Linked DNA regions of Homo sapiens: region 2 is linked to region 1. Evidence: read pairs that join two places in POLR2A ChIA-PET (ENCODE). Cell type or tissue: PC-3. All regions are shown on one strand. Links, peaks and the distances in the headings refer to the core of each region. The heading gives the core; the rest is flanking DNA.

Region 1 (4,643 bases), core at 407-4,406:
AAAGCATAGCGTGCTCTCTGAGGGGTGGTGTGATTCGGATTTGTGAAAATTATTTTTATTTGAATGGAAAAATAAAAATCAAAAAAACACCAAAGGGCCTTTTACGTATTTTACCACAAATTCATAATTTGATAGGACAATAAGAAAACTGAATTAAGGCCAGGCGTGGTGGCTCATGCCTGTAATCCCAGCACTTTGGGAGGCTGAGGAGAGAGGATCACTTGAGCCCAGGGGTTCAAGACCAGCCTGGGAAACATAGTGAGACCCCATCTCTACAAAAACATTTAAAAATTAGCCTGGCGTGTGGTGCACACCTGTAGTCCCAGCTACTTGGGAAGCACCTGCAGTCCCAGCTGCTTGGGAAGCACCTGTAGTCCCAGCTATTTGGGAAGCACCTGCAGTCCCAGCTGCTTGGGAAGCACCTGTAGTCCCAGCTACTTGGGAAGCACCTGTAGTCCCAGCTACTTGGAAGCTGAGGCAGGAGGATCACTTGAGCTTCCAGTTATGCCACTGCACTCCAGCCTGGGCAACAGAGCAAGACTCTGTAGCTTAAAAAAAAAAAAGGAAATAAAATAACTTATAATGACTGATTAAAAACTTATTGTTGCTTGCTAATGTAGATAAAAAGCTGGCAAAATGTTGGTGCCTTAAATTTGGGGGAACTTTGCTTGCCCCAGTTGACAGATCTGGGACCTCTGAATCCCCTGACTGTATCAGTGCCTGGGAGCTCTGAGCCTCTTTCTCCCTCCCCAAAGCTCAGGGACCCTGGTTTCTGAACCCCAGGCCAGAGCCCCTGCTTAAGACAGGCTTATTGAGCAGATTTTCTGCTTTGTGGTGTTAGCAAATATTCAGATGCTCAGCAAGGTCTGGCTGATTCTAGACCAAAAAACCTGGAAGATTTCTGGCAGAAGAGAGAGGCAGGCAGCATTGCTACAGCATTTCAAGTTCAACCAAAGTCAGAGAGAGAGGAAGAAAGGCTAGCTTTGCTCCTGACAAGCACACAATTTTATTAGTTTTGCCGTTTTTTTCTCTTGAAAAAGATACTTCTCACCGCCTTCCTTGGTGAGGAATCCCTCTGTTTTATTATGAAGGAAGGGAAGAGCACCATGCGGGTGGGCTTTTTTATCTTCAAGCACTCTGGCAGGTCAGACATGATTTTATAGATGAGGGGACTGGGGCTGGGAAAGTTTATGAACTCTCCCTGGGCCCCCATACTGAGCGAGCGCCGGGGTCTGACTTCCAAGTTCATTGTCTCTGCACTGCTCCCCAGGGCTTCCTGAGAAAAATGGCTTCTTCTTGTTCCCTTGACCCCTCCCAAAGAACTGAGTTTTCCTTGTTTCCTCAAGCAGGGAAATGACAGGGATAAAATTAGCATTACTGTGTTTTAGTAGATAATTCATGCTGCTGGTCTCACTGAATCATGGTGATAGGTCCAGGCTGTCGACTTCCAGAGACTTTTGTTTAGGGCCCATTTGCTGGTGCAAGTTGAGGATAGAGTTGGGGTCAGTTCTCTCTGGTTACTCCAGATGCCAAATTGCGCAAAAGCTGAAGGGAGGCTACGCAGCGGGATTCAAACTCACATGTGCCACCCAAGGTCCTTGCTGAGGTGCAACACCTTGTGGTACTTGAGATTTGGGGAGAAACCTGGGGCTCTGGGACTGCTTTTCTCCAGGGGCTTGAATCGTGGGTTAGAAGAAGCTGGAGAGCGAGCGGCATGCCTGTGTTTGAGGCTGGTGCATTTGCTAAACACGGGAAATGCTGCCCTCTTCACTGAGACCCAGAGTGTAGCCAGCAGGTCTCTGGGAGAGCGTTTGCTGCCCTCAGCCTAACTCATGCCACTTCTCTAGTGTGGGCGGTGAGTTTTCACTCCCTGTAGACGCCGCAGCCTGCTATCACCATGAACAGATAGAAAGTTTCTGGAGTATGGGTTTAAAGCAGGGATTCTTAAAAAATTTTTTTCACCATGGACCCCTTTTGCAGTCTATGGACACTGTTTTACAACAATGTTTTTAAGTGCATAGTATTGTATTAAATATCAGCCAGGCACAGTGGCTCACACCTGTAATACCAGCGCTTGGGAGGCCGAGGTGGGACAATCAGTTGAGTCCAGAAGTTCAAGACCAGCCTGCAACACAGCAAGACTCTTGTCTCCACAAAAAAAAATTAAGAAAATTTGGCCAGGCACAGTTGCTCACGCCTGTAATCCCAGCACTTTGGGAGGCCAAGATGGGCAGATCAGGAGGTCAGGAGATCGAGACTATCCTGGCTAACACGGTGAAACCCCCATCTCTACTAAAAATACAAAAAAAAATTAGCCAGGCGTGGTGGCGGGCACCTGTGGTCCTAGCCTACTCGGAGGCTGAGGCAGGAGAATGGCGTGAACTCGGGAGGCGGAGCTTGTAGTGAGCCGAGATCGTGTCACTGCACTCCAGCCTGGGGGACAGAGCGATACTCCGTCTCGAAAAAAAAAAGAAAATGAGCTGGACATGGTAATGTATTCCCGTAGTCCGAGCTACTTGGGAGGCTGAGGAGGGAGCCCAGGAGTTTCAGGTTACAGTGAGCTATGATGACATCACTGCAATCCAGCCTGGGCGACCGAGGGAAATGCTGTCTCTTAAAAAAACACAGAGGATTACAATGAAAACCAATTATATTGATATACAATTATCAATATTTTAAAAAACCCATTTGTGATAGAGTATATATGTGCTTTTTATTAATGTGTTACATAACAAGATCTCATGCAGGTTTAATAACCACCATAACTTTGAAGTAGTGATAAGGGTAAATAATATTTCAAGATATTTGCAGCGACTGGTAATGGGATATGAAAATATCTGTGATTTCTACTGGGAACAAACCACAGGAACTGCTAATACTACTGTGGTTCAGTGGCCACATTTATAATTAAAGGAAATGCTAAGTTTCAGCTAGAGGTTAGTGAAAATAAGAGGTAATTGTTTTTCTACTCAAGTCTAGGATCCCCCTGAATTCACAGCTTCCTGAGTTCCTGTAAAAAGAAAGCCTAGCTTTCTTCTCACAAGATGCATTTTAGAGAAATCACTAACTTGCTGTTGTTCTTGTCGTTTTACATTTCTTCGTTCTTTTAATTTCCCTCTTACTTTGATTTCTGTTGTTCATTCTCACTGCAGTCCCCAAATGCTTTTCTCAGTCTTTCTAGACCTCTCCTTTCCTTTTTAAAAGGTTCTCTCCTTTCCTTTTTAAAAAGGTTTTCACTTCTCTCTGTTCTGTAGACTCAACGACAAATCCAAAGAAACACCTTTAAAATATTGAACAGGCAGAAAACGGAGGTCTGGTGGGGAAGCAAATGTGCGTGTCCCACAATCTGTAAGGAGGGGCCCTTCGAATCTGAGGTCTCTCCCTCATCTATCCTCCCGGGCTTTTCAGCTCTGCACTACTCCTCCTCGGGAGATGGCAGGAGGCTGTGCTCCTCCCCAGTCTGGCACCCCTTGCCTATGAATTCATGCAGTGGCCCCAATCTATTTTCCTGTATAGACCCTACAATAATTTTTGAAAAACTATGTATCACTTCATACATTTTTAGGTAAACAGGTCCAATTTTTTGTTATAAGTTTAAATCATGTTAAAAGATTTCCTTTCTTGCATATGGTATTTTGTTTCTCTCCTTTATTTTATTTTATTTTTTTGAGTCAGGGTCTCGCTCTGTTGCCCAGGCTGGAGTGCAGTGGCGTGATCTCGGCTCACTGCAGCCTCTGCCTCCTGGGTTCAAGCGATTTTCCCGCCTCAGCCTCCCAAGTAGCTGGGACTACAGGCACCCACCACTACACCTGGCTAAATTTTGTAGTTTTAGTAGAGACGGTGTCTCACCTGTTGGCCAGGCTAGTCTTGAACTCCTGATCTCAAGTGATCCACCTGCCTCAGCCTCCCAAAATGTTGGGATTACAGGCGTAAGCCACCGTGCCGGGCCTCAAGGGTCTTTCTGAAGCTCTCCCTGCCTTGACCTTAAAGAGTCCTCAAGAATAGTGTATTCAGGAATTGTCTCTTTTTTAGTGTCCTAGAGGTGTTTGCACCCCAAGGCAATTCAGGATGGGTGAGAGGAAGGACTTTCTTCTGTTCATAGAGAAGACTGTTGTGGAAGGGGGTGGGGAGGGGAAACGACCCTGCAGAATGCTGGCACATTCTTGGCAGATCAATTTTAGGAAGTTGAGAACCTGGAAATTGATTTATTGATTCCTTTAAAGCAGCCTGTGTCCACTAAAAAGCCTTTGTGGGCTTGGGTTTCATTGAAGACCCATGAAATTAGGGAAGGGGCTCATTCCCTTTGGGTGAACCTCTTCATTAGGTCAGTCGTGACCCAAGCATTGTGTACTTCTTCCATCACCAGGACCTGCTGTGTGTCACACCATGTACCGGCTGGTGAGGGAAACACAGCCACAGTCCCTGCCCTCTCTGTGGAGCCCAGGAGAAGGGGCAGTGCTCTGGAGGGGAAGTGGGGGCACGGCTGCCAGGAGGAACTCAGCTCAGGCTGGCGCTGGGGTGTGGTCGAGGCAGAGGGAGGACTTCACGGAGAGGGTGTCCTCTCTGAGGCCTGGAGGAGGCATGAATGAGCAAAGAAGGAGGTGGGTGGTGACTGCCAGAGGAGAGCAGGGAAGGGCTCTGCA
Region 2 (4,643 bases), core at 226-4,225, 540 kb before region 1:
TGTGCTATGGTTTTACAGGGTGATTCACTGAGGAATTAATCTGTGTTTTCCACGTTGTCGTTCTTGCTGTTGTCTTTGTTTCTCCTTTGCCATCCCAAGTACTGGGCTCTCCAGCCTCATGTTGGGGATTGTGTGAAATCTCTCCTTCAGGGCACAAGACAGAGCCCTTGGAGGGCAAGAGGTGGAGGGTGCAGAGTGCCAGAGTCTTGGAGACAGCTCCTAAGGCTGGCAGCGGAATAGATGTGTGCGTGCGTGTGTGTCCGTGTGTGTGCGTGTGTGTGTGTGTATTCTGCTAGTAATAAAGACAAGCCCTGCCCCACCAGCCCACACTCAGCCCCCTCAGGAAGGAGGAAGTAACCCAGAGGGCTTGGTTGGGAGGGGGCCCTGGGAGGCCTGGCCCTGCCCTCCATGGCTGTCAGTCTTAGGGACTGGGCTGGGCCGGGGTTTGGCATTACCCTGATGGACTAGAGCTAAAGGCCCAGCACTGGCTTTCTGGACACGACAGGGTTACCAACGACTCTCATGTGATCCTAGAGACAAGAAGGACACCTCAAATTCAACGGATTGAATTTCTCACCATACAGGCAAGCTGATTTAATATGATTTGGGAACATTCTGAATGTGGCACTTTTTTTAATACTCAAGTCTATGAGTAAAATTGATCACCGTTAAATGTATATCACCTCAATAAAAACTCACAACAGTCTTATGAAGTGGGTGTCATTGACATCCCCATTTAGCAGAGGAGGTTGAGCCTCAGAGGGTTAAGTAACTTGATCGCTCACAGCAGAACTTTCAACGCAACCCCCCTGCTTGGGAAGGCCACCTTCCCTGCATCATCGTCTTTGGCTAATAATTGGTTCGGAGTTTTCATTCTTGAATTTGGTGAAACCTTTATTCTGACATGGTTTCTCCTGAATTCCTTTAGGAGAAATTGAATTCATGGTCTAGCACCCACTGTATCGCCTCACTTGGTCACAGCACCTGGATGCATGGCTGTCTGGGGGAGTGGGGGACGGTGGGCACCGAGGCCTGAAGAAGACCAGGGCCCATGGTGCCTACTGGCTCCCCGCCCCAAACACCCTCCTCACCTGGGCCCCCTTTGGTCCCGTGCTGAGCTTCCTGGCATCTCCCCCCCAGAGGCAGAAGCTGTTTCCCTCCCTGACAGGAGGGCACAGAAGGGCACTAAAGGTGTCACTCATCACGTACCCCCAAGTCTCTTCCTCTCAGCTGTGCAGGGAAGGGCAGATCACGCTCAGTGTTATTTAAAAACTCAAAAAAAAAAAGAAAAGAAAAGAAAGGGAGAGAAAAAAATGAAAGAAAGAAAGAAAAAGAAAGGAAGGAAAGGGAAGGAAGGAAAAAGGCAGGAAGGAAAGAAAGAGAAAGAGAGAGAGGAAGGAAGGGAAAGAAGGAAGAAGAGAAAGAAGAAAAGAAAGAAAAAAAGGAGAGGAAGAAAGAAGAAAGAGAAAGAAAGAGGAAAGGAAGGAAGGAAAGAATGAAAGAAAAGAAAGAAAGGAAGGAAGGAAAGGAAAGAAGGAAGAGGAGAAAGAAGAAAGAAAGAAGGAAGAAAGAAAAAAGAGAGAAAGCAAGAAAGAGAAGGAAGAAAGAAAAAGAGAAAGCAAGAAGAAAGAAAAAGAGAAAGCAAGAGGAAAAGAAAGGAAGAACGAAAAGAAAGAAAGGAAAGAGAAAAAGAAAAGAAAAGAAAGAGAAAGAGATCCATAAGAGAGTTCTTTGTAACAGTTTGGTAACCTGAACAGAAAAACCTTTGATGAATTCCCTGAGAGAGCTTCAATCTTTCTCCTGTCTCTCTTGGAGGGATGGCAGCAGGTCAGCCCTGAAACAAGATGATCCGCATCAATAAAGCCCTGGTCCTGGAGGAAGGAAGTGGGCTCTGGTTTCCCCGGTGGCTATAAAAAATCGGGGCTTTGTTTCTCAGGACTGCTCTTCCAGTAGCTGTAAAGCACGGTGCTTTGCTTTGGCAGGACAAGCGCCTTCTGAAGACAAAGGGTTGTTTTACAGGCGCCGCGCTGCGCCCCGCCACCCCGAGCCCCTCCGAGCTCGCCCGCGATTCCGCCCCGAGGCCACTGGGTGGCGCCCGAGGAGCCGAGATTGCGGTTGAGGACGTCGCTTGCCGCTTCTGTGGGGCCCGACTGGGCACAGCGGTCACAGAGGTGACGCGGAAGGAGACTGCGCGGAAGGGGCGCGGGCCAGCCCCTCCACAACCACTTGCAGCGTGGATAGGCCAGGTTTGCTCTCTTTTACATAAAGAAAGAATAGAGCACATCTTTTTTTTTTTCTTTTTTATTTATTATTATTATACTTTAAGTTCTACGGTACATGTGCACAACGTGCAGGTTTGTTACATATGTATACATGTGGCATGTTGGTGTGCTGCACCCATTAACTCCTCATTTACATTAGGTATATCTCCTAATGCTGTCCCTCCCCCTCCCCCCTCCCCCCACCCCTCGCCAGTCCCCGGTGTGTGATGTCCCCCTTCCTGTGTCCAAGTGTTCTCATTGTTCAATTCCCACCTATAAGTGAGAACATGCGGTGTTTGGTTTTCTGTCCTTGCGAGTCTCGCTCTGTCGCCCAGGCTGGACTGCAGTGGTGCGATCTCGTCTCACTGCAAGCTCCGCCTCCCGGGTTCACGCCATTCTCCTGCCTCAGCCTCCCGAGTAGCTGGGACTACAGGCGCCCGCAACCACGCCCGGCTAATTTTTTTGTGTTTTTTTAGTAGAGACGGGGTTTCACCGCGTTAGCCAGGATGGTCTCGATCTCCTGACCTCGTGATCCACCCGCCTCGGCCTCACAAAGTGCTGGGATTACAGGCGTGAGCCACCGCGCCCGGCCTCCTTTTTATTTTTTTAACTGCCCCTTGAGGAGCAGGGCTACCCCATAGGCAGTGTGCCCTGGGTAGCCAAAAGCTACCCTTTATTTTTATTTTATTTATTTATTTATTTATTTTTTTGAGATGGAGTCTCACTCTGTCGCCCAGGCTGGACTGCAGTGGTGCGATCTCGGCTCACTGCAAGCTGCCCCTCCTGGGTTCACGCCATTCTCCTGCCTCAGCCTCCCGAGTAGCTGGAACTACAGGCGCCCGCCACCACACCTGGCTAATTTTTTATATTTTTTAGTAGAGACGGGGTTTCACCGTGTTAGCCAGGATGGTCTCAATCTCCTGACCTCGTGATCTGCCCACCTCGGCCTCCCAGAGTGCTGGGATTACAGGCGTGAGCCACCGCGCCCGGCCTTTATTTTATTTTTTGAGACAGAGTCTCGCTCTGTTGCCCAGGATGAAGTGCAGTAGTGCGATCTTGGCTCACTGCAACCTCCACCTCCTGGATACAAGTGATCCTCCCACCTCTTCCTCCCAAAGTTCTGGGATTACAGGTATGAGCCATCGTGCCTGGCCTACATAAAATTATTTTAAAATATTTTATAAAATTACCCTCAGATGATGTGTATAAGGTGTATATGAAACATAAATGAATTAGACTTTGATCCCATCCCCAAGATATCTCATTATGTATATGCAAATATTTAAAAATCCAAAAAACATCCAAAATTCAAAACACTTCTCGCCCAAGGCATTCTAGATAAGGGGTAATCAACCTGTTTTTGGAAAATGCTATTTTTATTGGTCTGTAGAAGACCATCTGAGTTAAGAGTTAGAGCTCAGCTGCAGGCACATGTTGCTTCCAGGCCCGTGGCCTGGCGAAGGCTTGCTGCCCCACAGCCCCTCCTGCACGCGGGCACGGAAGGCGCTAACACAGTCCTTTGATTAGGCACTTCCTTCCTTGCTTGGCTCCCTGCACCCCGTGGGTCCCTTCAGCCCCCAGCATGTCCACGGTTGCTCAGGGACAGCTCCTGCATTCTGGACCAGGAGACGGTCCAGGGACCAGGCCTTAGGGTCAGCCCCTCCTCTCAGCTGTTCTCTTGAATAAACTTGCTTAGCAACTTCATTCTTTTTTTTTTTTTTTTTTTTTGAGACAAAGTCTCGCCCTTTGCCCAGGCTGGAGTGCAATGGCACAATCTCGGCTCACTGCAACCTCCGCCTCCCCGGTTCAAGCGATTCTCCTGCCTCAGTCTCCCAAGTAGCTGGGATTACAGGCGCCCGCCACCACGCCCAGCTAATTTTTTCTATTTTTAGTAGAGACGGGGTTTCACTATGTTGGCCAGGCTGGTCTCAAACTCCTGACCTTGTGATCCGCCCGCCTCAGCCTCCCAAAGTGCTGGGATTACAGGCGTGAGCCACCGCACCTGGCCAGCAACTTCATTCTTAAAAACCAAACTATCCTAGAAACTAGAGATCTTCCCTAGCCCTCCACCTCCCCCTTGTCTGCTTCATACCTTTTCCCTTCCCTTCTCCACAAGCTTTAGGATGGGCTTGCCTGCGAGCACCCACCGGCTCTACCTCCTCCCTCCTACTCACTCTAAGCCACCCCAAGTTAGTTTCTGTCCCTTCTGCTCTTGGAACTCATGTCCATTCTCCCATATCTAGATGCTTTAGTCTCTTTTCTCTCATGGCCTCTCTATTCTACGTGATATTAATGGTCCTGATCTCCTTGAACTCCTTCCTGCCTGGGCTCCTGCAGCAATCACATCCCTTGGATTTCCTCCTAGACCCCAAACTCCCCTTG

Evidence for each region. ChIA-PET counts read pairs that join two places held together with the same protein. Peaks named below come from ENCODE experiments on the same cell type or tissue, not always from the same donor. Only the 100,000 strongest peaks of a DNase experiment are listed, where the experiment ranks them.
Region 2: POLR2A ChIA-PET joins it to region 1 with 12 read pairs; 3 of 35 experiments call an interaction of 5 or more read pairs at or near these places.

The regions. Positions count from the first base shown.
Region 1 is chr4:182,863,599-182,868,241 of GRCh38, reverse strand. No RefSeq gene overlaps it. Among named protein-coding and RNA genes, the nearest start is that of DCTD, 51 kb to the left of the region's middle. In PC-3, for the core only: no CTCF peak of the experiment used is centred there; a DNase peak (open chromatin) is centred at 2,551; H3K4me3 peaks cover 377 bases.
Region 2 is chr4:183,404,703-183,409,345 of GRCh38, reverse strand. No RefSeq gene overlaps it. Among named protein-coding and RNA genes, the nearest start is that of CDKN2AIP, 38 kb to the left of the region's middle. RefSeq lists enhancers at 698-1,536, 1,773-1,952. In PC-3, for the core only: CTCF peaks have their summits at 1,870 and 2,077 (motif pointing right); no DNase peak of the experiment used is centred there; H3K4me3 peaks cover 1,095 bases.